Regions from separate parts of the Homo sapiens genome. Here region 2 is linked to region 1. A link is a loop called in an ENCODE intact Hi-C map of the cell type or tissue named here. Cell type or tissue: heart right ventricle. All regions are shown on one strand. Each heading gives the region's core, and the rest is flanking DNA. Links, peaks and the distances in the headings are about the cores only.

Evidence for each region. Hi-C counts contacts between places; a loop is a spot of excess contacts. Peaks named below come from ENCODE experiments on the same cell type or tissue, not always from the same donor. Only the 100,000 strongest peaks of a DNase experiment are listed, where the experiment ranks them.
Region 2: a loop joins it to region 1, with 4 times the contacts of the local background. A loop is called at or near these places in 54 of 110 quality-filtered maps.

The regions. Positions count from the first base shown.
Region 1 is chr11:59,542,581-59,559,295 of GRCh38, reverse strand. It overlaps TRV-TAC1-1 (tRNA-Val (anticodon TAC) 1-1), which reads left to right and starts at 8,595; the gene lies at 8,595-8,667. TRV-TAC2-1 (tRNA-Val (anticodon TAC) 2-1) reads left to right here and starts at 8,237; the gene lies at 8,237-8,309. TRR-TCT3-2 (tRNA-Arg (anticodon TCT) 3-2) reads right to left here and starts at 8,002; the gene lies at 7,917-8,002. It overlaps TRL-TAA3-1 (tRNA-Leu (anticodon TAA) 3-1), which reads right to left and starts at 7,541; the gene lies at 7,459-7,541. It also overlaps LOC102723575, TRK-TTT5-1, TRF-GAA1-3 and the pseudogene RNU7-58P. RefSeq lists silencers at 1,751-1,880, 2,717-2,907, 2,891-2,940 and enhancers at 8,122-8,623, 8,779-8,998, 13,059-14,258. In heart right ventricle, for the core only: a CTCF peak has its summit at 8,793; DNase peaks (open chromatin) are centred at 7,481, 8,015, 8,295 and 8,685; H3K4me3 peaks cover 2,706 bases; H3K27ac peaks cover 3,438 bases.
Region 2 is chr11:59,793,785-59,808,505 of GRCh38, reverse strand. STX3 (syntaxin 3) reads right to left here. Exons shown (of 11, transcript NM_004177.5): 9 at 13,024-13,134; 10 at 11,110-11,223; 11 at 2,628-7,651. The coding sequence ends at 11,140. It overlaps MRPL16 (mitochondrial ribosomal protein L16), which reads left to right. Exons shown (of 4, transcript NM_017840.4): 3 at 657-805; 4 at 1,674-2,366. The coding sequence ends at 2,159. Among named protein-coding and RNA genes, the nearest start is that of MRPL16, 9.6 kb to the left of the region's middle. RefSeq lists an enhancer at 5,648-5,697. In heart right ventricle, for the core only: CTCF peaks have their summits at 5,548 and 5,751 (motif pointing right); a DNase peak (open chromatin) is centred at 5,999; H3K27ac peaks cover 2,863 bases.

The DNA of each region.
Region 1 (16,715 bases), core at 5,827-10,826:
CCGGTTGCATCCCTTGCTTGGCTAATGATGGAGCCTTCCTGGCTTCAGCCAGGCAACAGAAGAAAGTCGGTCTTGATCTCCTCATTGACAGGATGGGGATGTGGGCTGAACGTGTAAGAGGCTGCCCTCTTAGCTGGTGGACTGTGGTGCCCAGTGAGTCCTGATTAGTGGGGAAAGGCCAGGATGGCGACAGCACCCAATCGTGAGGCAGGGCCTTCACCCTGCCCACAGGAATGCTCTACCGTGGTCCACACAGATCCCAGCATTACCTCCCGCTCTCTAAAGCTCAGTTTCCCCAGGAGAAAGGGAATAATAATAGCTTCCATCTCATAAGCTTGTGATAATTAAATGGGATACCAATGCATGTACTGTGCTTAATAGCCTAAAAGCAAGCATTCAAAACACGGTAGCCATTATTATAATTATTGTTTTTATTTTATTTTCCTGTGAAAACCAGAAAACCTGCTAAACAAATTCTGAAAGAGCTGTAACACTGTTACCATAATTCTTAAAGAGCTTTCAATCTAACGATGAAACAACAGATACATATTGTAATAGGAGAGGAACCATTACAAAGAAATATGTGCCCAATATGCCCATATTCAGATGACTCGAGTTGACTAGTATGTGCTGGAGGGACAGCGATCCTCGCTGCTCCTAGGAAGAGTGGGCTGGGTGGGCGAGGCGAGCTTCTTTATTGAGGAAAGTAAATCTCAGGGTTCAGAAGGCATTCCAGGGAGAGAAACAGGTAAGTTTCTCGAATTTTTCTCCTTCTTCCTGAAGGAGTCCCTTCGAAAGCGATCAGTTCCACTTTTGGCGATCTTGAAAAGGGGAATCTTTTTACTCCAACCAGTTTCTGAATGAGCAAGAACAGACCAGGCTGGAGCGAGAGGACAAGGGTGGAGAGCTCTGGGTCCCCCCAGTCTTTCCTCCTTTCCCTCCTCCAGTTCATTCCCTCTCCAGCCATGGTGTTTAGTTTAGCCTTTGATGCTTTGGAGCCTCCCTAATAGTTCTAGGTGATTGGTGGCACATTTGTTATTCATTAAAAAATTTGTATATTATCATATCAATTAAAGGCAGGCGTGGGGGAGGACGGAATTGAATGCAATGCTGTAGATCCCTGCTGGACACACAGTAGGTTCTTAGAAAGCGGCGGTTCTTACTCTTATTAGGGCCCTGGGAAGAGAGAAAGCATGAGGAAGACAACACAATGTGGCCTGGGAAAAGGCAGAACGGGAAAGTTTCCTCACATGAAAGGAATTAATTTTCTTACTGATTGCTCTTAAAACCTCAGGGCTAAAAATAATACAGTTTGGAAGGTGAAATGAAGAACTAAAAGCCTGGAAGTGGGAGGAAACAGGATTATTATTATTGTTATTATTATTATTTGAGACGGAGTTTCGCTCTTGTCGCCCAGGCTGGAGTGCAATGGCGCCATCTCGGCTCACTGCAACCTCCGCCTCCCAGGTTCAAGCGATGCTCCCGCCTCAGCCTCCTAAGTAGCTGGGATTACAGGGGCTCGCTACCACGCCCGGCTAATTTTTTTTGTATTTTTAGTAGAGACGGGGTTTCACCATATTGGCCAGGCTGGTCTCGAACTCCCGAGTTCAGGTAATCCACCCGCCTCGGGCTCCCAAAGCGCTGGCATTACAGACATGAGCCACCACGCCCGGTTTTTTTTTTTCTTTTAAATTTCCTTGACAGGGCGGGACTGTCTCATGTCTTCGCCGAAATAGCTCAGTTGGGAGAGCGTTAGACTGAAGATCTAAAGGTCCCTGGTTCGATCCCGGGTTTCGGCAGACCTTTTGTTGGCTCAACCCCTTTGAACAGACAGGGCTACGGTCCACTTCTTAGCCTCTCTGGAGGCTCGCCTCTCTCCCCAGTACCCTTGCACGTTTGCACCTACGCCATACACACCCAGAGACGGCTGTTCTCCTTGTCTCTTAGGCGGGCAGAAACTAATGAGACGAAGTATTTAGTAAGGTATTATAAGGATGCAAAGAATAAGCTCGAGAAATCAGAAGTCAAAGTCATTATGAGGATGCATGATGAACTTAAGCCTCTCAAAGGAATCAGAAGTCGTAGAATGATTTCTTCCCAGTTCCGTAATCACCCTATTTATACTACTGGATGTTAAATGGCAATACGTGGCACAAGATTTGTTATTGAGGTGGCCAACACGCCTGTTCCACAGGCGGAAGGTCTTGGGTTTGATCACCAGTATAGTCAGCTCTCTGGGGCTGCACGTTTTTTCATCGACGACAGACATGAGGACAGTGTTCAAAAGCATTAGTCTTTACCGCAAGAGACACAAGTCAGGGGCCCACCAGAGCATTAAGAATCTGGTGAAGGACTGCGTCCAGTTGGAGATGTAGGAATCTTGCGTCTTTACGTGTCTTCATCTGAAATATTTCTTGAGTCTCAGTTTCCTCATCGCACTTTTAATAAAAAGTGCCTGAAAACATTCCTCGGTGCCAAAAGCTGCACAATTCTTGCCAAGAATATTACTAATTGTGACTCTGACGATGTGTTTATTGATCTGTTTTGAATATAAAATACAATTTAAAAGAAAAAATATCCTAAGACAAAGCAACGTATAAAGGTTGGAAAAGAAAAGCCTGCTATTGGAAGATAAAGTTTCTTGGCATTTTCCACACGTTTCACTTCTTCCGGTAAGAACCCACTAGCAAGTTCTGGTTTCCCTCAAGGAGGAGGCACCCCAAGCGGGTTTCACATAACGTTCCTTTCTCTCAGCCTCGCCCAAATCCATTTTATTGGAAACTAAAACAGCATCCGCCCGAACAGGGACTTGAACCCCGGACCCTCAGATTAAAAGTCTGATGCTCTACCGACTGAGCTATCCGGGCCCCTGAAGAAAAGCGTTTGCTTAGTCTATCCACAGGAAAATAGGCCACGTGGCCGCATTCTTTCCCTTCGCGATTACAATTCTGAGTCTTTTTGCTGATTTCTTGAGAGATGAACCGGCAAAATTGACAATGAGCAGGCGTTCAGCAAAATCGAGTCTTCATTTCTCCTTTTCTCCCATCATAGACGATAAAGACCCAAAAAGTAACCTCCTTCCTGACCTGCTCCGCGCCCTTACTGGAATTTCCCAGGAGGAATCCTCCCAGATTTAAGACATTTGACCGGGCCTCCGGGTAAACAGCGGGATTGCTAATTCCAGTTTTGGTCTTTGAGGAGTCAGTCCTAGAGCTTCTTGTGGGAGAAGCAGTGATGAAAAATTAGGTTTCCAATAATCGATTGGACTCAGTAAGTGGCTACTTACTGAGTGCAAACCGCACTCTCGGAACTAAGCAAGTACTGGGGCCGCAAAGACAAAGTCTCGGCCCTCAGTGGAACTGGAAGACGCGCAAAACAGAAGACCCTAGTCACGCGCGTTGGTGGTGGGATGCCAGCCTTTGCGGACCCCGGAGGACTTGGTCGGCACCCGAATTAAGAGCCAAGTTTTCCAGGGAGTGATGATGCCTGAACCGAGCTGTGGATAGCGACTGGGCACCTGAAGACTTGGAAAGAGGTTTCTAGCCGAGGGAAGAGCAAATGGAAAATGATGATATTTACTAACCTTGGGCATCTGACCATTTAGCTAAAGCATCCATTGAAAGATTTTGATCAGGCAAGCTACAGGCTGGATTTTATCTTTTTAGGGAGTCTGTTACCTTGGTAGCTGTGTCCCAGACGTACCTAATTAGTCAATTCTATAATTCGACCTGTTTCTTCATAACTTCTTTGCCATCTCATTTCTTAAAGCATTGGATCCCTTGAAAGAGAATTAAGCTGGGCATTGTGGCTCACGCCTGTAATCCCAGCACTTTGGGAGGCCGAGGCGGGAGGATCATTAGGTCAGGAGATCAAGACTGTCTTGGCTAACACAGTGAAACCCCGTCTCTACTAAAAAATACAAAAAAAAAAAAAAAAAAAAAATTAGCCAGGCGTGGTGGCGGGTGCCTGTAGTCCCACCTACTCGGGAGGCTGAGGCAGGAGAATGGTGTGAACCCAGGAGGCGGAGCTTGCAGTGAGCAGAGATCGAGCCACTGCACTCCAGCCTGGGCGACAGAGAGAGACTCCGTCTCAAAAAAAAAAAAAAAAAAAAAAAAAAAAAAGAAAGAAATTAAAGCATTTCTGTATATGAGCATATATAAACATATATCCTTTAATAATACATATAATTATATATAAATCTTGTTTGCGTATACATGGAAGGTCTATAAAGATAGAAAATAACCTGATAAAAAGGCTACATTTTGAGGAATGGCAATGAAGCCTGTGAGAGGACGTTTTCACTATTTTCTTTTTCTTTTCTTTTCTTTCTTCTTTCTTTCTTTTCTTTCTTTTTTTCTTTCTTTCTTTCTTTCTTTCTTTCTTTCTTTCTTTCTTTCTTTCTTTCTTTTTCTTTCTCCTTCCTTCCTTTCTTTCTTTCTTTCTTTTTTCTTTTTTTTCTTTTTTTGTCGCCCAGGCTGGAGTGCAATGGCGCGACCTCGGCTCACTGCAACCTCCTCCTCTCGGGTTCAAGCGATTCTCCTGCCTCAGCCTCCTGAGTAGCTGGGACTACAGGCGCCCGCCACCATGCCCGGCTAATTTTTGTATTTTTAGTAGACACGGGGTTTCACCATGTTGGTCAGGCTGGTCTGGAACTCTTGACTTCACGTGATCCGCCTGCCTCAGCCTCCCAAAGTGCTGGGAAAAATATGATTTGTTATTAACAAAATATTCCATGCTTCTGGGATGGCAGAAGTGGCACCTTAGATCAAAGCTTCCTTTGAAGTTTTTCTATAAAGAGCCAGAAGAAAAGGGTTAAATCACACACTTCCTCCTCTGCGGGACTCCCTCCTTGCCTCATTGTTTTGGATGGGAGTTGTTGGTATTGAAAAATCACAAATTTGACAGGTGCAGTTTTCACAAATGAAGATGTGGATCCCTAGGCATCAGATGGCAAGCCTCGGCTCAAGGAAGAAAACTAAAACCAGACCCCTTGGAAAGGAGGTGCCTGTGTCTCGTGAGGTCAGTCCCACGGGGTTATGAGCCTTTGGTCTGTTTCTTTCCAAACCTCTGAACCTCCACTTCTTTTTTTTCTTCTTCTTTTTTTTTTTTTTGAGACGGAGTCTCGCTCTGTCGCCCAGGCTGGAGTGCAGTGGCGCAATCTCAGCTCACTGCAACCTCCGCCTCCTGAGGTCAAGCTATTCTCCTTCCTCGGCCTCCTTAGTAGCCAGGATTAAAGGCGCACGCCACCATGCCCGGCTAATTTTTGTATTTTTAGTAGAGACGGGGTTTCACCATGCTGGCCAGGCTGGTCGCGAACTCCTGACCTCGCGATCCACCCGCCTCGGTGTCCCAAAGTGCTGGGATTATAGGCGTGAGCCACCACGCCCGGTGAACCTCCACTTCTTACAAAAGTGCCAGGTACACTGAGTTACTGAGTACAGTAACTGAGTAACACTGGTCACTGAGTACAGCTTTGAATGAATAAGAGCATGAAGATGCGTTTCCTGTTCTGGGACTGACCAGCTTGATAGGCACCAAACACAGACCAAAAGTCTCAAACTCTTAACTGTATCAAGTGTTAACTGTGTGGTAGTGGACTGCTTAACACTGGGAAGTAGGCCGGATGCGGTGGCTCACACCTGTAATCCCAACATTTTGAGACGCTGAGGCGGGCGAATCGCTTGAGGCCACGAGTTCGAGAGAAGGCTAACCAACATGGCGAAATCCCACCTCTACAAAAAAATACAAAAATTAGCCGAGCGTGGTGGCACGCGCCGGTAATCCTAGCAACTCGGGAGGCTGGGACAAGAGAATCGCTTGAATCCGGGAGGCGGAGGTTGCGGTGAGCTGAAGGGTGCAATGAGTAGAGATGGCGCCACTGCACTTCAGCCTGAGCGGCAGAGCAAGACTCTGTGTCAAAACAAACAAACAAACAACAACATAGGGAACTGTTAGTATTTCAATTAGCATTCCACAGTGGTTTTGTTTTTGTTTTTTTGTTTTTTGTTTTTTTGTGGAAGGTTCTGGCTGATCTTTACAGACAGGGTTCAGGAGTTGCCCCAGAGATCCCTGCTTGATCCTTTCCAGACAGGGTTAGGAACTGGGCTCTGAGCCTGTCTCTGTTGCTGTGCCCACTGCAACCTACCTTAAACACCTGTTTAACGAATCTGTTTTCCTCCTAGAATGTTTCTGCTGTGAGGACAGGAACTCTCTGTATATCTGCAATCCCTGAGTCAGTGCCTCACTGAAAGCTCTCAAAAACTGTCCTTGAATGAAAGAATGGAGAGTTGAATGAGGGTGATTGGTCAGGAAAGGCTTTTAGTGGAGGAGGAGGGTCAGAATTAGTCCTTGGAAGTTTTTGTTTGGTAGAGAGAGGGGAAGAACATTTCTGTCAAGGACGATGATTTTCATAATCAAATGGAATAAGTTTGTCCTGAGAAAAGCCATTCTGTTGGGCTGCCTTGTTTTATTTTCTGTATAGTACCTATCGCTATCTCTCAAATTCTCCAATTTGTCCAGTTGTTTTTATTTATTTTTAATTAAAAAAATTTTTTTTAAAAATAGACAGTGTCTCACGTTCTTGCCCAAGCTGGTCGCAAACCCCTAGCCTCAAGCAATCCTCCTGCCTTGGCCTCCCAAAGCGCTGGGATTGCAGGCGTGAGCCCCACCGCACCAAACCTGTCTGCTTTTTTTTTTTTTTTTTTTTTTTTTTGAGACGAAGTCTCTCTCTGTTGCCCAGGCTGGAGTGCAGTGGCACCACCTCGGCTCACTGCAACCTCCGCCTCCCAGGTTCAAGCGATCCTCCTGCCTCAGCCCTCCTAGTAGCTGGGATTACAGACACGCGCCACCATGCCCGGCTAATTTTTGTATTTTTAGTAGAGACGGAGAGTTTCGCCATGTTGGCCAGGCTTGTCTCAAACTCCTGACCTCAGGTGATCCACCCGCCTCGTCCTCCCGAAGTGCTGGGATTACAGGCGTCAGCCACCGTGCCCGGCTGTCTGCTTGTTTTTAAACCATATTTTTCTTCTGTCACTTTGTCATGTAAGTGACATTGGGCAGTGGTCTTGATGGTAAGGCTCTTGTATTTTTTGTTGTTTTGCTTTAAAAGAAAAAAAACCAAACCTACATCACCACAACCCCAGTGTTTAGAACAGTACTTGGCACGTAATAGGATCTCAAGAAATAACTGTCGACTCGGAGTGAACGTTTTTGCAGCACAATGTGCCTCTCGCTCTGTGCTCCCTCACTCCCATATAGCTGGACCCAGACGTTTTCTTTCTTTTTTTCAGACGTTTTCTTTCTACTTTTCAAACCATAAACTGTGAAGCTGTCGCTATATGTAAGGTATCTGGCAAAATGATATTAACTATAGTTATTGTTATCTGGACGCTTAAGATTGCAAAATGGATTGTCAAGGATTAGGAAAAAAGGTTTTTGCCAGGAAAAACAACTCCTCTTTACCAGAAGTGGGGTTCGAACCCACGCGGATATGAATCCATTGGATCTTAAGTCCAACGCCTTAACCACTCGGCCATTCTGGTAACTGATAAAACAATGTTTTATTTTAAAGCAACTCGGGTAACACTAGGCGACTAAAGTTTCGGAACAATTTAAAATTACTTTTTTTCCTGATATAAAAGAATAATATGGGGAAAAAACTTGGTAACTTTGATTATATTTCCCTAATTTCTTTATCTCGCCACTAGAAACTGGGGCCAGGTAAAAGTGAAGGAGAAAAGGCTCGATAGAGGAACGGGATTCTTTACGCCTTCAAGTGAAGGGACATAACCAGGAACTGCAATTAGCTGCAATTCACATCATTCCGGAAATTTTAAATGGTAGACAGTTCTCGTTTCATCTATTTTATATCCATTCCCTCCGCCTAACTTTCCGTTTGCTCTTCTTCAAACAAAAAGCGACTCTGGTGGGACTCGAACCCACAACCTTTGAATTTCTCTAACTATCTAGAAGTCCAATGCGCTATCCATTGCGCCACAGAGCCAGACACGTGCGACCTCTCCGCGATGAACACATCAGGGGAGGCACTTTCTTTCCACAAGTAAGTGTGGAACCTTTGTCTCTAAAGAGAGCGTGGGTAGGAATTACACTGGAAAGTCTGTAATCCTGGTGAAAGTTTCTCTTTTCGTGATCGCTGAGCAGTAAATCCCTTTCAGTCCACGTTGTTAACATGTCTTTATGCAGAATTGCTAAATCCAGAGACAGCCATTCCGCACGCGGTTCCATAGTGTAGCGGTTATCACGTCTGCTTTACACGCAGAAGGTCCTGGGTTCGAGCCCCAGTGGAACCACGGCGTGATTCATACCTTTTTCTTTTCTTTCCTTTCTTTATAATGTTTAGTATTAACATTTTGCGAGCCCAATCGTGGGTTTTGGTTCAGGAAGCTGGAGACGCAGACATTTTGACAATGTTTCTGTGCGGTCGTGCTCCTCTGAATACTGGAAAATGAGGAATCCTTTTGAAAGTTTTTCTCTGTGCACAATCGCCGGATGTCAAGTCTACATGACCATTTCCCAGTGCCAAAATGTCTTTTTGAACAATTATCAAATCCTGGAGGAACGTTTTAGTCGTGTGGGGTTCCATAGTGTAGTGGTTATCACGTCTGCTTTACACGCAGAAGGTCCTGGGTTCGAGCCCCAGTGGAACCATGAGATGTTACCTAGCGTTTTGTGAGCCAGGTGTTGGGTTTTGCACCAGGAAGCTGGCGACGAACCCGTGTCTCAAGAATTTCTACGGCTTGTTTCCCGCCTGCTGCATCAGCCCGGTTTCTCTTAGCGCTCGGCGCTGAGTCGGCCTCCGCGGCGGCCCCCGTATGGCGCCTCTCTGGAGGTGCAGGCGGCTCCGCTCCACCGAGGCTTCGCTCGCCCCTGCGCCTGCGCCTTTCCACTACCTGGCCAGCCGGCTTCTGGGTTCCTGGGTGTTGCCCCTTGGCTCACCTACCTTCTCCTAAGCCTTGCTTGGGCCATCTCTAAAAATTGCCACCACTAAGTCGAAGGACATCACGAAGGCCGCCCTCATACTTTATTTATTTAAATTAAAAATGCTTTTTGAGGCCAGGCGCGGTGGATCATGCCTGTAATCCCAGCACTTTGGGAGGCTGAGGCGGGCGGATCACGAGGTCAGGAGATCGTGTCCATCCTGGCTAACACGGTGAAACCCCGTTTCTACTAAAAATACCAAAAAAATTAGCCAGGCGTGGTGGCGGGTGCCTGTAGTCCCAGCTACTCTACTCGGGAGGTTGAGGCAGGAGAATGGCGTGAACCCGGCAGGCGGAGCTTGCAGTGAGCCGAGATCGCGCCACTGCACTCCAGCCTGGGAGAGAGCCGTCTCAAAAAAAAAAAAAAAAAAAAAAAGCTTTTTGAAAAATTAATTTCATGCACAGAATTCAGAATCCCTCCACGTATTTCACAACTGATGTTTCCATCCCATCTTTCAATGGTTAGCTGTTTCTTTTGTGACCCTTCAGAAATTGTCTATGCATTCACCAGTATACACGTACATTTACTTTAAAACCCACTTCACGCTTTTTGTACGAAGGTAGCACACATAGGTACCGCTCCCATTTCCTCAACAATATTCTGAAAATCTTCCTATTTCGTTCATACATCTTCGCTTATCCTTTTACTTCCTGTGTTTGGATATATCACAATTCTTTATGCCTTTTGATGAACACTTAAATTGTATCTAGTCTTAGGAACAATGCTGAGCAGATTTCCTTGTTCCTTGGTTTCAGGCAGGGCAATATGTAAAATAATCCTAGCAAAACCTTGAACAGGCACTTACATGGGTAGCTAACTTAATGTTCACAATGTCTCTATTATTATTTATCCCGTTTTACAGACGAGGGAGAGGAAGCATAATGAGATTAAGAAATGGCCCAGGGTTACACCCCTGGTCAGGGACAGAACACAGTACCAACCCAAGCAAGAAGAGTGTTGCCTTTATGTCTCAGAAGAAATTTAATTGATGGCTGGGCGCACTGGCTCACACCTGTAATCCCAGCACTTTGGGAGGCCGAGGTGGAAGCATGGCTTGAACCCAGGAGTTTGAAACCAGCTTGGGCAAAAAAGTGAGACGCCCTCTGCAAACCCGTCCCACCAACCTCCCTGCTCGTCCCCACCAACCCTGCCACAGCTCCTTTCAAAACAGCTTGTATCAAATTACACTCACACCAATATGAAAGCCCTTGTTCTTCCTGTCTCTCTCAAATGAAAATAACTGAATTTTGAGTCAGCTGGAAATGGTTTATTTTGTGTTTTTTTATTGTGAGTTAGGTTGAACGTTTTTCATGTACTTAAAAGCTTCCTTTCTTCCTACTATCTGTTCACCTCTTTTGTTCAATTTTCTTATGTATATATTCTGTTAATTTATGTTTAAATTGGTTTTTAGGCCGGGCGCAGTGGCTCACGCCTGTAATCTGAGCACTTTGGGAGGCCGAGGAGGGCGGATCATGAGGTCAAGAGATCGAGACCATCCTGGCCAACATGGTGAAACCCTGTCTTTACTAAAAATACAAAAATTAGCTGGGTGTGGTGGCATGCACCTGTAATCCCAGCTACTCAGGAGGCTGAGGCAGGAGAATCGCTTGAACCTGGGAGGCGGAGGTTGCGGTGAGCCGAGATCGTGCCACTGTACTCTAGCCTGGTGACAGAGCGAGACTCCGTCTCTAAATAAATAAATAAATAAATAGGTTTTTAGGTGCTCTTTGTAAATTCAGATTTAGGATATATTTTGCAAATGTATCCAGAGTTGCCATTTGTCTTTTGATTATATTTTTGATATTCCGTGCGATGTAGAAATTAAACATTTTTTTGAAGTCAATTTCATCATCTTTTTGGGGGGGGTGCAGGAGAGGGGCTTTTAACATTTCCTGCCTAGAAAATACTTACTCACTTTGAGATTATATTTCAAAAATTATTCTATATTTTCTCCTGATTGTTGTATAGTTAAACATTTTCTAATGTTTCAACCTTCTGTCAGAGGCCTTGGAACCAGAGCAACTGCATCTTGAATAGGGGCTGGGTAAAATAGGGCTGAGACCTACTGGGCTGCATTCCCAGGAGATTAAGGCATTCTAAGTCACAGGATGAGATAGGAGGTCGGCACAAGATACAGGTCATAAAGACCTTTCTGATAAAACAGGCTGTGGTAAAGAAGCTGGCCAAAACCCACAAAACCAGGATGGCAAAGAGAGTGACCTCTGGTGCCCTCACTGCTCATTATATGCTAATTATACTGCATTAACATGTTAAAAGACACTCCCACCAGCACCATGACAGTTTACAGATGCCATGACAATGTCAGGAAGTTACCCTATATGGTCTAAAAAGATGAGGAACTCTCAGTTCTGGGAATTGTCCCCCACTTTCCCAGAAAACTCATGAATAATCCACCCCTTGTTTAGCATATAATCAGGAAATGACCATAAAGGTGGACAGCCAGCAGCCCTAGTGGGCTGCTCTGCCTAAGGAGTAGTGATTCTTTATTCCTTTGCTTTTTTTTCTTTTTCTTTTTCTTTTTCTTTTTTTTGGTGATGGAGTCTTGCTTTGTCGCCCAGGCTGGAGTGCAGTGGTGCAATCTCGACTCACTGTAACCTCCACCTCCTGAGTTCAAGTGATTCTCCTGCCTCAGCCTCCTCAGTAGCTGAGACTACAGGCACGAGCCACCACGCCGGGCTAATTTTTGTATTTTTAGTAGAGATGGGGTTTCACCATGTTGGCCAGGCTGGTCTTGAACTCCTTGACCTCAGGTGATTTACTCTCCTTGGCCTCCCAAAGTGCTGGGATTACAGGCATGAGCTACCGCGCCTGTCCTATTCCTTTACTTTCTTAATACACTTGCTTTCACTTTACTTTATGGACTTGCCCTGAATTCTTTCTTGTGCAAGATCCATGAACCCTCTCTTGGGGTCTGGATTGGGACCCCTTTCCGGTACCACTTTGATCCATATGAAATTTCTATAACTGGCATGAGATAGGAAAGATGGACTTCTTTAAAGGGATTTTATATAGCACTCTGGATAATCTAGGTGTGTATGCATAAATCGGTCACCCTGGTAAAATCCCAACAATTCCAGAAATGAAGCTGGTCCTGCCTGTAACATGTTGCTTAATGTCCTTTCCTTAGAACTTTCCAGAAGTTCTGCTGACCTAGACTTTCCTGCACATCCTCCTTGAGTTCATCAAACTCCCTTCTGCTTTCCTGCGTTCCTTAGGTTGGGTTAGTTCCCTTCTCATAAACAGCATAGTTTTGGGCAGTGTGGTGTAGACTCCAGAGATTCAACACAGGCAACCCCAGAGCCAAATCGAGGTTCAGTGTTATCTCCTCTTGGTTGTGTGAACTTACCACAGTATATACCAGTCTATGTGACCTTGGGCTAGTTGCTTAACTGCTATGGGCTAGCTTCCTCCTCTAAAATGGGGACAATAGCTCACATGATTCTGGAGAAGATTTATTTATTATTAATTAATTTATTATTATTATTATTTTTTGAGACAGTCTCGCTCTGTTGGCCAGGCCAGGCTGAAGTGCATTGGCACAATCTCAGCTCACTGCAACCTCCACCTCCTGGGCTCAAGCTATTACCCTGCCTCAGCCTCCCGAGTAGCTGGGATTACAGGCACCTGCCACCACGCCCAGCTAATTTTTGTATTTTTAGTAGAGACCGGGTTTCACCATGTTGGCCAGGCTGGTCTTGAACTCCCAGCCTCAGGTAATCCGCCTACCTTAGCCTTCCAAAGTGCTAGGATTAAATGATCTGTGTATAGTAAGCACAGAGTAAATGTCATCTACTGTTATTGTATTGCCAGGTAAGTCTGGTTCAATTTGCGTAGAACAATAAGGCTTTTCCTTGGGGACATTTCTAGAAAATGCTAATTGCTAAGCATATCAAATCTGTTTGCTCCTTGGCTTGTAAATCATTGTCCTCTGTCTCTATCGCTTCACACCGTCTTCCCTTTATGGGCATCTTGGTCTCCAAATTTCCCCTTTTTGTAAGGGACACCAATTATATAGTATCAGGGCCTACCCTAATAACCACATTTTAACGTTACCTTTATCTTAACTTTACTTTAACTTTACCTCTGTAAAGATCCTGTCTCCAAATAAAGTTATGTTCTAAGGTACTGGGGGTTGGGACTTAAACATATGAATTTCAAGGGGACAGAATTCAACCCATAGCCTAAGTTGTTAAAACAGAACATATAATTTTCCCCCCAAACATGGGCTCCTTCTGTTATTTCCCTTCTTGGTGAATGATATCACCATCTACCCAGGACTCCAGCCAGACACTGAGCGATTACCTTGTGTTTTCTCCCGCCATGCAGACAGTCACTGGAGCCTGCGGATCCTTTTGTCTGCAACTGAAACCGCCTTTGCAAAATTATGACTGAGACAGTGAAAGAGGTCCAACTTAAACGACTCCATCTTGCCTCTAACCTCCAAGCTGTCCTTGTTCATTTCTGGGCGCAGGCTGAAAAAACTTTGGGAGGAACTTAGTTTATAGTTTTAAAAAATGACAATAACAGCCCTTTCCCAGAACAAACTCCCTTCTTGCCTGGAGACTAGACTACTAAAGTTAGCCACAGTATTAGAAATTACGGTTTAGGAGTCAAGTAGTTGGAGGCCACAAGATTCTGACCTTCCCTAAACTGCTCCCAAGATCAGTGCCTGAGATGTTTTGCAGACTCTACTCTTGATGGATCAACTGGCACCACCCATATCGAGAAACCGGCCCATCTGATCTTGTGACTCACACCCAGGAACTGACTCAGCGCAGGAAGACAGGGACGCGCCGTAATTTCACCTCCGACCCAACCAATCAGCACTCTCCAACTCACTGCTCCTGCACTCCCACCACATTCTCTTTAAAAACTTTGATCCCCAAATGTTCGGGGAGACTGATTTGAGTAAAAATAAAACTCCGGTCTCCCGCTCAGCCGGCTTTGCGTGAATGGCTATTTCTTTATTGCGATTCCCCTGTCTTGAGGAATCGGCTCTGTTTAGGCAGTGGGTAAGGTGAGCCCATTGGGCGGTTTCACAACGACTTCTCCTCCATTTTGCTACTTAGTTCAGGTTTCTGTCGTCTCTGTCCTGGAATACCAAGTGTGTCCCTGTCTCCAGTTTTGCACACTCCAATCAATGCTTCACACAGCAAACAGAGTGACTTCTCTAAAGTGTAAATGTCACGTTCCATCTCCTCACCCACAAGAGCCCTCTGAGATTTCATCTCCCTCTCCAGCCTATCTTTTGCTTCATTTCCTCCCTTCCCTGGTGCCCCAGCCCTTGTCGTCTTTCTGGTATCTTCTCCCCTACCCTCATTATTATCTTTAAAACGAACTTGGCTACAGTAACCAAAACAGCATGGTACTGGTACCAAAACAGATATAGACCCATGAAGCAGAACAGAGCCCTCAGAAATAATACCACACATCTACAACCATCTGATCTTTGACAAACCTGACAAAAACAAGAAGTGGGGAAAGGATTCCCTCTTTAATAAATGGTGCTGGGAAAACTGGCTAGCCATATGTAGAAAGCTGAAACTGGATCCCTTCCTTACATCTTATACAAAAATTAATTCAAGATGGATTAAAGACTTAAATGTTAGACCTAAAGCCATAAAAACCCTAGAAGAAAACCTAGGCAATACCATTCAGGACATAGGCATGGGCAAGGACTTCATGACTAAAACCCCAAAAGGAATGGCAACAAAAGCCAAAATAGACAAATGGGATCTCATTAAGCTAAAGAGCTTCTGCACAGCAAAATAAACTACCATCAAGTGTACAGGCAACCTAAAGAATGGGAGAAAATTTGTACAATTTACCCATCTGACAAAGGGCTAATATCCAGAATCTATAAAGAACTTAAACAAATGTATAAGAAAAAATCAAACAACCCCATCAAAAAGTGGGCAAAGGATATAAACGGACACTTCTCAAAATAAGACATTTATGCAGCCAACAGACACATGAAAAAGTGCTCATCATCACTGGCCATCAGAGAAACGCAAATCAAAACTACAATGAGATACCATCTCACACCAGTTAGAATGGTGATCATTAAAAAGTCAGGAAACAACAGGTGCTGGAGAGGATGTGGAGAAATAGGAACACTTTTACACTGTTGGTGGGACTGTAAACTAGTTCAACCATTGTGGAAGACAGTGTGGCGACTCCTCAAGGATCTAGAACTGGAAATACCATTTGACCCAGCCATCCCATTCCTGGGTATATACCCAAAGGACTATAAATCATGTTGCTATAAAGACACATGCACATGTATGTTTATTGTGGCACTATTCACAATAGCAAAGACTTGGAACCAATCCAAATGTCCATCAATGATAGACTGGATTAAGAAAATGTGGCATATATACACCATGGAATACTATGCAGCCATAAAAAACGATGAGTTCATGTCCTTTGTAGAGACACGGATGAAGCTGGAAACCATCATTCTCAGCAAACTATTGCAAGGACAAAAAACCAAACACTGCATGTTCTCACTTATAGGTGGGAATTGAACAATGAGAACACTTGGACACAGGAAGGGGAACATCACACACCAGGGCCTGTTTTGGGGTGGGGGGAAGGGGGAGGGATAGCATTAGGAGATATACCTAATGTTAAATGATGAGTTAATGGGTGCAGCCCACCAACATGGCACATGTATACATATGTAACAAACCTGCACTTTGTGCACATGTACCCTAGAACATAAAGTATAATAAAATAAAATAAAATAAAATAAAATAAAACCAACTACTCCCTGTTCTTGACAGTTTGGATACAATTTTTTTCTGCAATGCTTTCTTGACTTCAGCTGCAGCCTCAGTGGCACTGGTCAACCCTTCCAGGCCCATTCAGTTTTGTGGTGTGAAGGTGAAGGAGGTCAGGGCATCTTGCTACTTATTATTTATATTATTTTAGAGACAGGGTCTTGCTCTGTCACCCAGGCTGGAGTACAGTGATGCAATCACAGCCCACTGCAGCCTCCAACTCCTGGGCTCAAGCCATCCTCCTGCCTTAGCCTCCCAAGCAGCTGGGACTATAGGGGCACATTCTCCACACCCGGCTTTTTTTTTTTTTTTTTTCTGGAGACCGACTCTTGCTTTGTGGCACAGACTGGAGTGCAATGGCAAGATTTCGGCTCACTGCAACCTCCGCCTCCTGAGTTCAAGCGATTTTCTTGCCTCAGCCTCCCCAGTAGCTGGGATTACAGGCACGTGCCACTACGCCCGGCTAATTTTTTGTATTTTTAGTAGAGACTGGGTTTCACCATGCTGGTCAGGCTGGTCTCGAACTCCTGACCTCGTGATCTACCCACCTCGGCCTCCCAAAGTGCTGGGATTACAAGTGTGAGCCACCATGCCCGGCCAATGCCCGGCTAATTTTTAAAAATTTTTAGACAGACAGGGTCTTGTTATGTTGCCCACCGTGGTCTCAACTTCTGGGCTCAGGCAATCCTCCTGCCTCAGCTTCTCAGAGTACTGGGATTAAAGCCATAAGCCACCACACTTGGTTTGTTATTTATTTTTATATATTTCTCTCTCCTACTCCCAGGAGGTATTCTTAAAGAAAAGATTATTGCAAGAGAAGAGACAGATTGGGCTTAACTCCAAATGTGGTAGAGACAGCTGGGAATTTACAGCAAAGGAGCAGAATTGGGGTGGGGTGGGGTCAGTGGATGGAAA
Region 2 (14,721 bases), core at 3,580-8,579, 250 kb before region 1:
CTACCTGCCTAATATCCTGTTTGTTGATCTGGGTAATAGTGGTGTGTGTTCATGTGTTCACTTTCTGGTAATTCACTGAGCTGTATATTTTTAATTTGGCCCTTTGATATAGCTGTGTTAAACTTTGACAAGTTTAAAATTTTTAAAAAGAGAGCCCTGAAAGAATACCAAGGCTATAAAGTTATTTTAAAGATTAAGTGAACTAGTGGTTTCCAAACAATCCCTGTTACAGTGTTAAGCACAGAGTTGGTGATTAATAAGTGCATTTGGATTCAGAGGATAAAACTTTGCTATCTTTAAAGTTTTAGAAACATTTGCATTAGCCACTGTCACAGCCAGAAGATTCCAGTGTCACTAAAAGCATCTGCAAAAATGTAATATACCTTTACAGTTACTGTTCAGTGGTAACTTTAAGACTTTCAGGCTGGATATGGTGGCTCGCACTTGTAATCCCAACACTTTGGGAGGTAAAGGCAGGAAAATCACTTGAGGCCAGGAGTTTGAAACCAACCTGGGCAACATAGTGAGACCCTGTCTCTACCAAAAAATGAAGAAGAAAGAAATTAAGACTTTCACCTGTTATAAATCTTTCTAGGAAAATAGATCTTTTGAGATGTATAGTTTTACTTTATCCTGGTTGTCTGTGCTTCTTTTAGATGTTTCCATTCCTGAAAAACCCAAGCTTAGATTTATTGAAAGGGCACCACTTGTGCCAAAAGTAAGAAGAGAACCTAAAAATTTAAGTGACATACGGGGACCTTCCACTGAAGCTACGGAGTTTACAGAAGGCAATTTTGCAATCTTGGTGAGTGAATTCAGCATCGAGCAGCAATGGGATGGAAGCTAGGGAATAACAAAATCTCATACTCCTTGAGATAATTTAGTCTCTTCCTCCACAGTTTTTATTAGAACTGCCACCAGTTGCTCTTTAAACTGGTATGTACAGAGGCTACTGGGTACCCAGTAAACATTTGGGTTATATATCTTTTTTTTTTTTAATGTAGAGTGAAAATAACGTAAAAGCAGAAGGAAGGGGCTAGCTAATGTGCCCCATAATCAGATCATGAGATCTTTTCAAGCCCTGGTAAAAATAAAACCATCCACAATATAGGATGTGGAAGACAGCTGTTTCCTTACTTGTTGAGTAGCTTCCATGAAGACTTGATGTCAGCAGCCACACAAATGGGTGTGCACTAGGATTTGTTTTCCACCAGGCAGCCAGAGTGATATTCCAAAGTCCTCTTCCTGCAGCCTACATAATCACCCCCACTGACCTCTCAGAACCTCCTGCCCACTCTCCCCATTCCTCACCCTACTCCAGCCACATTGGCTTCTGTTCAACTTGCCAAGCCCTCTGCTGTGCCAGGGCCTCCACATAAGCCTTTCTTATGCCTGGCACACTCCTCTCTTTTCCCTTGGCTAGTTCTTTTTATTCTGGTCTTAGCTTTAGATGTCACCTCTTCAAAGAAGCCTTCCTGGCTCTCCACTGAAATGGGTCCCCCTTCACTCTATTACTGTGTACCCTAGGCTTTTCCTCCATGGGACTTATTAGAACTTAGATTTTTATTTTCAATTGTATCATTGAAGCCACAGTTACTAGAAGAGACAAAATAATGAGCCCATAGATGATGTCGAAGTCCGCATGTGTTTCTAATTCTCCCATTCACTTTTAGGCATTGGGTGGTGGCTACCTGCATTGGGGCCACTTTGAAATGATGCGCCTGACAATCAACCGCTCTATGGACCCCAAGAACATGTTTGCCATATGGCGAGTACCAGCCCCTTTCAAGCCCATCACTCGCAAAAGTGTTGGGCATCGCATGGGGGGAGGCAAAGGTGCTATTGACCACTACGTGACACCTGTGAAGGCTGGCCGCCTTGTTGTAGAGATGGGTGGGCGTTGTGAATTTGAAGAAGTGCAAGGTTTCCTTGACCAGGTTGCCCACAAGTTGCCCTTCGCAGCAAAGGCTGTGAGCCGCGGGACTCTAGAGAAGATGCGAAAAGATCAAGAGGAAAGAGAACGTAACAACCAGAACCCCTGGACATTTGAGCGAATAGCCACTGCCAACATGCTGGGCATACGGAAAGTACTGAGCCCATATGACTTGACCCACAAGGGGAAATACTGGGGCAAGTTCTACATGCCCAAACGTGTGTAGTGAGTGTAGGAGATAACTGTATATAGGCTACTGAAAGAAGGATTCTGCATTTCTATTCCCCTCAGCCTACCCACTGAAGTCTTTGGGTAGCTCTTAAGCCATAACTAAGGAGCAGCATTTGAGTAGATTTCTGAAAAACAATGTTATTTGTTGATTTAAAAAGAAAACTGTATTTTTATTAAATAAAATTTAAACATCACTTCAGGATATAACTTCTCATTGGTCATTCTTAATCCCTTAAAAGATTAAGAAATAGGCCTCAATGACTAAAGAGTTCTTGGTCCTCCTGGGGTGTAAGATGAACATGAAGGCTGAAACAAATGTTTGCATTCCCCCATCTATGATGCGAGTCTCACTTAAATGTTTATACTGCCTTTTATACGTACACACTTCAGGAGCCAGTTTCTGTGATATTTTACTAGGTTAAAAACACATTTTTAGAGTAAGAAAAAAACAACAGTACATAGGTCAATTGATTCAATATTTATTGATGCCCAGCTACCCATCTTCTCACAATCTTGGAAGGGGTATGTTGGACAATAGGCAAGGAACATACCCTTTGCCTTTTAGCAAAAGGAACCGATGACAAAAGTTAGAACTGCGTGGCCTTTTCTGGGTCTGAAATTCTCCAAGAGGGAGAGTGTTTGGCTCTATGTTTGTGCCCCTGCAGAATCTAGTACAGTGCTATGTGCCATGCACCACTTAAATTCTTACTGCTAGTGAATGAGGGCCCCCTAGGACTCAGATCCTCATAGCTCCAGCTCCGTTTGCCCAGATTAATGTTTTCCAGACCCAACCAGCTGCAGTCTTCTATCCCCTATTAAAACTAAAGGAAGCACAAATTAATAGAAATATCAAACCATTGGCTTTTGAAGGTGGGTAGAAAACAGCACTGACCAAAATATTTTTAATCCCACTTTCTTAAAAAATAAGGTATCAAACAAAGAATAATTTACTTTCAAAAGTACAAACTTAGCAGTTGTGTGCTCCTCACAGTTGTATAGTGTGATTTTTTCATCAATTTTAGTTACATAATCACTAAATAATCTGCACTAGAACTCACATTCACATAGCTGGTTTTAAAGCTGAACACAACTGAACCTTGAATGGAATTGGGGACAGTATTAAGTATTAAGAACAGTTTTTTTTTTTTGTTTTTTTTTTTTTTTTAGATGGAATTTAGCTCTTGTTGCCCAGGCTGGAGTGCAGTGGCGCGATCTCGGCTCACTGCAACTTCCGCCTCTTGCATTCAAGCAATTCTCCTGCCTCAGCCTCCCAAGTAGCTGGGAATACAGGTGCAAGCCACCATGCCTGGCTAATTTTTGTATTTTTTGTAGAGAGGGGGTTTCACTATGTTGGTCAGTCTGGTGATCCACCTGCCTTGGCCTCCCAAAGTGCTGTGATTACAGGCATGAGCCACCGTGCCCGGCCTATAACAGTTTCTTATACATACGTTACTGGCCAGCAGTTTCAGCTAGCAACACAAATCAGGTGAGAGGTGAAGTGAGTGATAACCTCATTTCACCTTTCTCACTTGACACCTTTATCTGTTCTTTGTTATGGTTCACAGAGTGTTCTACTGATGTGTGAGTTCAGTCATGCTATAAACCTATTTTATTTTGTGGGCCTGTATTTCGTTATTGAACCACAGTCCTGGAGCCAGCCATCTTCTCCACAGATTAAGAGGCTGTTGCTAGAACTCCACCATCACCACCCATAGAAAAAGCACTTTAAATTTTCATGTTGTGGTAATGGGGTTTGAAAGGTTGGTAGCATTTTTGCATAAGCAGATCAGCCCATTCCCAAGCGGCTTTACACAGCCTCTGACAGTAACAAACCACGTTCTCATTGGTACCTTAAAGAGTTTAGGAGTCAAACCCAAGGATTTGTCCATGACTGAAATAAGAGCTTAATTATAAGTAATTAAGTCAGCAGATATTTGAGTACCTGTAAGCAGCAGGCGCTGTGCTAAAAAGTGGGGACACAGCAGTGAGCAAGATAGGCATGTGCTTATCCTTAGATAAACTTCACTTTTAAGACTACTACTGGAGCCTGAAAGAGGAAACAGATGTAGGGTGGTCAAAGGTGTGACCTAGAGGAGCCTGAAGAGCAGAAGTGCCCTGACTTGACCAACTCACAGCAGTTCAAGTAAGATCCTGTTGAGTTAGGTGTGCTATGATATCTGCCCCTTCACAGCCATACTGCACATGCAGGCTGTGTCACTTCCTAAAGAGGCGCCCACTCTGCTTGCTTCTCTACCCTGCAGTCCTCCTTTAAACCATCTGCCTAATCAGCTATGTATCTGTACTCCCTGTCCCTGTCCTCCGCCCAATTCTGTATACGTTTATTCTTTGCATAATTCTTAATAAGTAGTTGATTGGTGCCCTGTTTCTTAAGAAGTTTCATAATGGAAAGAGGAGAAGCTGATGAGGAGTCTGCGTGGAGAAGTGATGGTACCACAGAAGTGGAAGGAGGATTAGAAATGCCAGTCGATCAATCTGTGAGGGCTGTGGGAGATAACAGAAAAATGGAGGAAAAAAATCATAGATTATATAGCATGGTGTTCGTGGCTGGGATCACCAAATCCCTCTTACCCGGGGTAAAGGACTACATACAAGGCTGTGTTAACTTTCATTAACCTTGAAAGGGAAGAAATTTAATTTGAATTTACTGTGTGGCCGGCCCTCTTCCAAAAAGTTCAAGATGCACCTAATGCAAGAACTAATTCTTGTTCTTTTTGTCACTTCCAGATACCAAGGCTCAAACTGTTTAGCAGGAATCACTATCCTTCACCTGTACAAAGCATTCTGCCACACCAGGTTATAGGACAGATTGCCACCTTCTGTCTCCCCCCTCCTCCCACAGACTACCTACTAACAGTTCATTCTTCACTCACTTTTCTGTCTCTGAAACATCCCTTTCTTTAGTTTTCTCTAACCATTATTAGCACCTAATCCCACCCAGATTAAGGCACCTAGAGTGCCCCCAAGACACAAAGGTTTCAAGTCAGTGAAAGAAGGTCTGACCCTCCCCACAGATGGCTCACCTTTTTCAGGCAAATATGCTCCCAATGGTGGAAGCTAAGATGATCGCAAGGATAATACAGCAGATCATGATCATGATCTTCTTCTGCTCATCCAGACAAGGAAAGAAAGAATACATGAGAAACATCATCGCAAAAAGTATTCTGCAGGGAGATAAGTGCATGTGGACATGGAAGAGGGTGTGAAGGAAGAGAGCAACAGAAGGAAAAAGGAGATGGATCTGGCTTCTAGGACCCAGAATGCCAACAGAAATGTTATTTTTGGTGAGACATTCAAGTTAGATTAAAAGGATGTTTGGTATGGTCATTCCACCTTCTAGATAACATCGTGACAGATCTCCCCCATTTCCTCCTAAAGCCAGATACTCCCAAGGACTGAACCAAATTCTTTTGGGGGGAACACCTCAAATCTGAAACACAAACATAGTTACACTGCATTCTGTGGGAGTTAAACCATGTTCAAAAATTGCACTTTTGAACCATCTGATCCAGCACATGGCTTAAAAAGGTGTGAACTGCATTCTAAAACCTGAATAAAAATCACCACATGGTGGCACCAGATCATTGTGTTTCTGCATCGAGACAGAGCCAGAACCGTTTCACAATCAATACAAAGTCATTTTTATTTTTAAATTAGCAATAAAATAATCAAGTTTACATCTAAAAAATACAAACAACAACAAAAACCTTCACATGTTGTATTCCAAACTGTAAGCCCCAGGCCTCAATGTCAGAGGAGAGCAAAGGCCTTTAGTTATTTTGTCTCTTGTTGCTGGAGCCCATCCACTGTCTGACATCATAGCCATGGGCAAGAGGATATTGCCTTGGCTCTGTCTGAGTGCTGGATTGTGACCGGCCATAAGTAGCCTTTGCAAAGGAAGCTAATGGACAGTGCCTGAATTAAGGGTGCTTACCCTATCCTAGAAAGCGTTAAAGTCAAAGCGGAAAATATACATGGTACCCAAAATCAAGGAGACTGCCAGAGACCAGCAGGGGATCTAAGGGATTTACCACTGGGTTAGCACAGACACTACACTTGAAGATTTCCTAGCGGCTGCTGCTGCTGTTTCCATGATAAGAATTCAGTGAGACAAAGAACCTGCCAAGCTCATTAACCGAGTAGCAGGAAGAGCTACTGTGTAGCCTCTGGTGTTCCCCAACTGACTCAGCCCTGCAGATGGGACATCCTGTAGGTCATGTGAATATCAAGTTACTGAGGGATGTTCTCAGGACAAGCCTAGCATAGGCACCAGGTGGGAAAGGGTGTCAAAAAATTATACCTTCTGTCTGCTAAGCAGAAAAACTTAATTGGGATCAATTTAGCTCACTCCAGAGTTCTCATTTTATTCTCCCAGTATTCATCCAGAAAACAAGTTTCTTGATGATATGGGAAGATCACATTTCCACAGTGATTCATTTGCAGGTAAGCAAATGTCCTTTACCCAATTTTTATCCTAGCTCAAAGTTGGCTTTTTTTTTTTGAGGTCATAATAGCTTCCATTTTTATTTCCTACTTCCTGAGACACACACACTTATGTGTACATACATTTCATACACAATTAGAATACATCTGGAACACATGAGTGAATACACCAGTGTCATGAAATATTTCCAGAGCTTAGGATTCTAGCACCTTGTCCCTTGCCCAATTTAAAATCCCTGATTATTTTTGGCCCCAAGACAATAGTCTCACAAAGCATCACTTTCTAACAATGAGCAGCCAGTTTCTAAGACTCAGACATGGAAACATATTCCATACCGTCAGCCTTTTGCAAAGCATAACCTCAGATGACTGTATCATCCTGGTCCCTCCTTGAGTAAATATGAGAGACTACAACACAGAGAAAAATCAAAGTTGCCCCCCAAGCTGAACAACTAAGAGCTTAATTTAAGGCTGAATTTCAAACAAGTCAGCTCTTTAGACCAAAATGACATCTGCCAGTCCCTCATGTTTTCAGGACATACGGACAACAAACAGGATTGGCATCCTGCCAGGTAGAAGACTCAGATCCAAGCCTTCTTGTTGCCAAACTTAGAAGAATCATTCTGCTTTGTTAAAGATACTCCCCTAAAAAAATACATTGCAGTTTCTGGGAGAATACTCCATGAGGTAGAAAAATACAGCACCTTGGGAGAGTCTCACAAGAGCTTTCCCAAGTGCAAGGCATAATCTGACACACAACAGGGAGGAAGAAAGCTGGGTGGGTCCACACAGTCCAGGAGAAAAGGTACTTGAGAGCTGGTGGGGCAGGAGGAGGCTCTGGGGAGAACTCAGGGTCGCATCAGGTAGATCACATTCCCCCAGGGCTAGATTGTTAGCTGAGTCAGGTCCAAGGGTGGTTGCAAGGAAACAAAGGAACGGGTCGCACTCGCTCTCAGGAAGGCCATTCAGACTCCATTCTCATCTGAAGACAAGGGTGGCCACACCAGTCTGGAGTGAAATCAGTTTCTAGGAGGCAGGGAAAGGAGGAGCTGATCAGTACACAGGAAGAAGGCAAAGGGCAACAGAAGGAGTCAGCCACAAACCTGGAAGGTGGGGAGGAAAGACCAGAAATCACTATGAAATAGACAAACCCAGGACAGAACTTGGAGTTAAATATCCCACTGTACAAAGAACAAAAAGCCCTACTGTGAGAGGGGAAAAAAATAGAAAAGCCTCTAGGCCTTTTATAAGCCTTCTCACAGGCTGTCCACACCCATGGAAGGACGTGGTGGGAAGGGACAATCCCTAGTGAAAACACCTGCTCTGCAGGTCCCACAGCAACACCGCTCCTGAAGACAGGCTGCAGGAGCTGCTTTCTGGTTCTCGATCTTCATGAACTCCCTGCTGCCTTTCTTTTAGAAAACAGAAGGACACAATGAAAAGCCTATGGAAAAAGTTCAGGGGTCATATTATGGCTGCTCCACCTTATGAGCTATGTAGTCTTGGGCAAGTTCCTTAACTTCATTGCTCTTTCCCCGTCTGTAAAATGAGGATACTATGATCTTAGAGCAAGCAGCTGGCACATTACTAGGAAATATAAACACACTGTCTACCCTCCTGTTCAGAGACCTCTCTCCCTTGGGTGACATGGAGGAAGAGGAGAGTCCAGACCTAGGCAACAATCAGTCTTGACTTTGTTAGGGAACATGGAATACACTACAAAAAAAGCAGCTTAACAACTGCTCAGCAATTTAGCAGGTTAAAGATAGGGTTAGTCAACCAAAAACAACATATTAATTAGTCTGCTCCTCTTTGAGGAGTTACGTCCTGAAAAATGATTCATATACCTTCTGAAGTCCTGGAATTAGGAATAGAAAGGGGCACCACAAATTTGCATATCATCTTTCATCCAAGGATATGGAAAAATAACAACTCTTATATCTTTTTAAAATTTCAACATCTATTTCAATCAGATTGTTCAGAGCCAAACCAAAATTTAAAGTTCACATACAAAAAAGTCAAGGGCTAGACTCCAAGTGCCAGAAAAAAGAGGGGAAAAAAAAAATCAACCAACCACCTGTCTATGAGAGGTTGTTCATCTCACTGTTGCTTATCTTTCAAGATGAAGTTGAATGCTCAATGCTGTAATAAGCTGACTTTTAGATCCCCTGGTCACATGGAAGGAGGAGGAATAAGAAGAGACACACTGAAACAAATATAAAAGGAAGGCACAGCTCTGGGTACTGGCATGGTATTATGTGCCAAGTCTTAAAAATGTTTATACCTGTTATTTCAGTACTCCAACTTATATGAGTTGGTAATAAAGAGAAAATTTAAATGAGAAAAATATTAAATAAGGTTAGTCACACTGTTAGCTACAGCAAAATAACATAAACCTCCAACATTGTGAAAATGTTAAATATTTGAGAGTATGGCCACAATCTCATATTGAAAATTAGATTTACAAAGAGATTTTAATGCTGTGGAATGATGCTTATAATTTTCTAACTGGGTACAAAACTGGATAATATAGTCTGAACTATGTAAAACTATGTCTGAGTATGTGAACGTGCCACAAGGTTATCAGCAATAATATTAAAAGTTCATTAGTTTTATGTTTTCTGTATTTTATAGGTTTTTTTTTAACAATGCATGCTATATTTTATTCAGAAAAATATTTTAAAAGTCACTGGCTGGGCGCAGTGGCTCATGCCTGTAATCCCAGCACTTTGGGAGGCCAAGGCAAGTGGATCGCTTGAGTCCAGGAGTTCAAGACCAGCCTGGGTGACATGGCAAAACTCCATCTCTACAAAAAATATAAAAGTTATCTTGGCGTGTTGGTGTACACCTATAGTCCCAGCTACTCAGAAGGCTGAGGCGGAAGGATCACTTGAGCCTGGGAGGCAGAGGTTGCAGTGAGCTAAGATCGCACCACTGCGCTCCAGCCTGGGCGACAGAGCAACACACAATCTCAACAACAAAAAAAAATTGTTTGTTTTAAAGTCACAAAAGTCTTAATAGTCCCAATAACCAGATTGATATGCTCACTACTATTAAACGTGATTCAGGCCGGGTGCAGTGGCTCACGCCTGTAATCCTAGCACTTTGGGAGGCCGAGGCGGGTGGATCACCTGAGGTCAGGAGACCAGCATGGCCAACATGGTGAAACCTCGTCTCTACTAAAAATACAAAAATTAGCCGGGCGTGGTGGCAGGCACCTATAATCCCAGCTACTCGGGAGGCTGAGGCAGGAGAATCGCTTGAACCCAGGAGGCGGAGGCTGCAGTGAGCTGAGATCGCGCCACTGCACTCCAGCCTGGGGGACAAGAATGAGAAACAAACAAAAAACAACAACAACAAAAACGTTTTTTGTTTGTTTTGATTCAGGCCGGGCGCAGTGGCTCACGCCTGTAATCCCAGCTTAGGCGGGCAAATCACCTGAGGTCAGGAGTTCAAGGCATTCTGGCCAACATGGCAAAACCCCATCTCTACTAATAATACAAAAATTAGCTAGGCGCTGTGGCATGTGCCTGTAATCCCAGCTACTCAGGAGGCTGAGGCAGGAGAATTGCTTGAATCCAGGAGGCGGAGGTTGCAGTGAGCCGAGATCATGCCACTGCACCCCAGGCTGGGAGATAGAGCAAGACTCCGTCTCAAAAAAAAAAAAAAACCAGTGATTCAGTGGTAAGTCTATCACTTTTAACAAATTTTCAAGAAAATGAATAGTCTAAATTTTAGCATCGCTATCCTCTAAGGTTCTCCAGGCTTTATAGTTAATGATAAGTGGCTACCTTCTTTTACAAAGAGAAGCTAGGTCCACTATTAGCTGTGTGAACTTGGCCCTGTTATTCAACATTCTCTTTGACTGAGTTTCTTTGTCTGTAAAATGTGCATAACACTGTATCTGTCTCAAAGGATGTTGTAAGGATTCAATGATATGTGTATAAGGTGTTTAGTACATTGTCTGGTACAACACAACACTCAAAAGTGTGTTAACTATCATCATTTAAGACCCAACCACTCAGCAACAGAGAAAACTCTGCAGATCCAAATCCCAATTCAGAGTTTCATTTACATTGAAAAGGATACAGAAAGTAAAGCCCAACATCCATGAAAATCAGTAAGAATTCAGAAGACAGACTCCAGATCCAAGACAGAGATGTACCCAACTTAGAAGCATGCTTCCTGAGTAAGGGGAGTCACCTGGGGTGCTCAGGTATGCTGGGAGAAGTGGTAATACGACAAGACAGAGATTGGGGACAGAATCTACAGGATAAGAACAAACGGAGAGCTCATCCACGTACTGCAGCCAGAAACCAATAGAACTATAAGGAGATAAAGAATCCACAGGCTACTGAAAGTTTTAGAAAGCTCAGTGTGTCCAAGGACAATCATAGGGGGAAAGAAGAGGAATTTGAAATCCCAAGCTAATTTCCTCTTGAGGAGCCAAATCCAGAGTCCCCAAGAACCACTCGTTTACTTACATTTCAGTGCAGCAGCCTCTTAGGCCACTCTTAATTCAGCCCAACGGAAAGTCCAATAATCAATGCTAAAATGCCCAGCAACACAACTACTAGCACAATGATAATTATCAATTTCTGGAGAGAGGAATAAGACAAAAACAAATCATTATTACAAACAACCAAAAAAATAACAACTCATCCAAAACCTAACCCCTGTCACCTCTACATAGAAAATATCTTACCAGTCTGAGTAAGAGGCCTACATCTCTACATACAGACATCCTTCTAGGATACTTCATTTATTTTTAAGACAGGGTTTTTCTCTATCACTCAGGCTAGAGTGCAGTGGCATGATCATGGCTCACTGCAGCCTCGACCTCCTGGGCTCAAGTGATCCTCCTGCCTCAGCCTCCTGAGTACATAGGACTACAGGCATGCACCACCATGCTCAGCTCATTTTCTTTATTTTTGTAGAGACAGGATCTTCCCATGTTCCCCAGTCTGGTCTCAAATTCCTGGGCTCAAGCAATCCTCTCACCTCGGCCTCCCAAAGTTCTGGGATTATAGGTGTGAACCACCACACCCAGCCTAGGACAGTTTAAATTTCTTAAATTACTTCTAGGCTAGGAATGCCAGCAGAGGGAAATATGGGGCCTCTCTCAGCTCTCAGCTCACACTGCAGTTCTGTATATGTGGACAGATAGAATCAGAGCCACTATCGTGGGGTCTCTAAGGAGCAGTTGGCCAAGATAAAAAGTCACTGACTGATTTTTTCCATTTTAAGAGGGAATGTAAAGGCATTTTTGATAGAGTTCTAATTTCCTACTTTTGCCCATACTCCTACCTGTCAGACCCAGTACACTGCCTGGATATCAGAAAATGCCACCCAGCCTGGATTCACCATGTAAAATAACTTCCCAGTCCCCTAAATCCCTGCATAAGCAATAGGTAAAGTTGGATGAAAAACAAAGAACTAAACAACAACAATATCAGAGCCCAAGAGAACCAGTCAAAGGAGAGAAGTCTAAAAAGCAGACGCCACCAGAGCTGGATAACCACAGTCGTGAGCACAGAAGCCTAGAAGTCCTTAAGCGGCAGGGGCACCAGAGGGTGGGCAAATACAGTGGTGTGGTAGAAACAGAATGATTGGGATCTGAACTTGAATCCCAGTGCCTCTACTTACTAGGTGGCCTGAAGCCAGTTACTGAGCCCCTGACCCTCAACTGTCTCATTTATAAAGTAGAAATAACAGGTGCTCCATCAGATATGACATAATGTATAGATAGCAGTTAGCATGAGCTAGGTACAAGGTAGAGAAAAAGAGAAGGGAGGCGGAGCTTGGGCGCCTGGAGTGGAAGACAATGAAGAGAAGGTTTCTGAACAGAGGAGTCAAGTGTAACATCTGAAAGCCTCATGAGCTAAGTCCAGGAGAAGATTAGCAGCACCACCTGGGCCATGCATCCATCCTACAGAACTGCCTTTCAAGTGTGGGTTTTTGGGGAGATAGCTTGTGAGCCAGATCCATGCAAGGCACACCTGGGAAGGAAGGGCAGGCAGCTTGTCTCTAGGAAAAGCTGAGGGAGGGGTTGATGAGGCTACGACAGGGAGGGAGGCATGGGCTCAAGAACACAGGTAGGGGTGGCCAGGGAGAAGAGATACTAGTAAGACAGCTGAGACGAAGGACAGTTGAGATGAAGGTGCTCACCCTCCGGGCTTCACTCTGATACTTGACAGCCTTTTTGGTATCTGCCACGGCCCGCTCCACAAAGCCCACTGACTGGTCCATGTTGTTCTCAATACGGTCAATCATGGATCCCTTTCCCCAGATGCAAGAGGTGGTGGCAGCAGAAACAGAGACAGGGAGAGGGAAGAGAAAGAGCGAGACACAGCAAACAAAATGGACTCTCTTCTCTGAAGGCCACAGGAGAGTCTCACCTTCCGGGCCTGACTCTGGTATTTCACAGCTTTTTTCGTTTCATCTCGTGCCTTCTCCACGTGGTCCACTGTGTGCATGACATTCAACTCTATGTTATCTAACATCTCACCCTGCAAAGAACAGACTCTGATCACACCAAGTAAACGTCTCAGGTCAGTCCTAGCCAATGCGGGGAAGGGATTCTCTTTCTTACAATCTTCAGTGGCAAGAAGAGCATCCACAAACCTTGATGCATGGCCTTCCATAGGACACCCATTCACAGTCCTTGGTGGTGGGGTGGCAGTCACTTGTTCAAGAAACATTCAGTGAATTTTACTACTTCTCTGTGACCAGCACTCCACCAGGCATCCAGAACATACTATCTAGATACCTAGTAACTACCTATAAATATACTCTGAGATATCCCCAGACAACCTTTGTTATTTTTTTTACACTTAAGCACATGGAGAGGAACCAAAATAAGGATATCTCATTGTTATTAGGACATCACTAGGATGCTGGCCTCTTCCTGGTCATTCAGACCTGAATCAACATCATTCAGCCTGAATTGAGTATATTCACTAACTGCAGAAGAGTGCCTGGCACACAGTAGGTGCTCAATAACTATCTGAGGTGGGGAACATTTGCTTTCTCTAAGTTATTTCCAGGCCCTTTAACTGACAGACATTGGGTTTACCCAAGCTATTTGGTTATATTTTCCCTTCCAGACAGTGGTCTCTTGATAAGCTTCCCAACCATTTCCTAGCAATCACTTCCTGACAGGGAAGTTTGATCATTCCAATTAATCTTAGGCATTTTAGGAATTCTCCTCAACTACCCAACCCAACTCTATCACTTTATGGCAGTCTGTAAACAGAACAAGGCACTTACCACCACTTGAATCTCAAGCCAGTTCCTCGGCAAGGCAGTGTGGGGGAAAAGAAGAGGTGGGATGGAGGGACTTGAGAAATGGTCTCAGAGGCCAGTAGGGAATGGGGGGAAAGCATCCAGGCCCTCGGCAGGGAACCAATGTCAAAAACTAGTCAAGCTGTGCTCGAGCTTCAACTAGGTTGTGCAGTCTGCCTACTATGGAAGCAATTTTCTCTCCTATCCCAAGTGTCAGAGCAGCTGGAAGTTCATGGCAACAGTGCACAGCACCATGACCCTGTGGCACACTTAACTGTCCCATAAGAACTAGGAACCATCTAACTATGCGAAACTAGCGCCCTATGCAGGCAATCCAGAATTCTATCCCGAGCAAGCATGCCTGGGACAAAGTAAGCTGTCAAACTAGCACCACGAGTGTTTCGAGTCTTTCTGTCAATGCTATTTTGCTACTCCTTCATTCATGTTGTTGTCTGCTCTGTGCCTTAGCAAAAGGTGCCAAAATTAAAAAAAAATACAAACAGAAAAAAAATGGAAAAAAATAAAAATTTATGTTAAACCTGAGTCTTCCCTGTGAACTAGAGAAAAGATCACATTTTCAATGTCATCAGTGAACTAGTCCATATCAGGAGGCTGTTTTAAAACGTCACCATTAGGAGCCCGGATCTCTGATTTTTAAGAAAGAAAAAAAGACAAATCCTGGGAGGATTGCTTGATCCTGGGAGGTCAAGCTGCAGTGAGCTGTGATCACGCCACTGCACTCCAGCCTGTGCAACAGAGCAATACTCCATCTTAAAAAAAAAAAAAAAATCAAAAATCCAGGAAAACTGGGT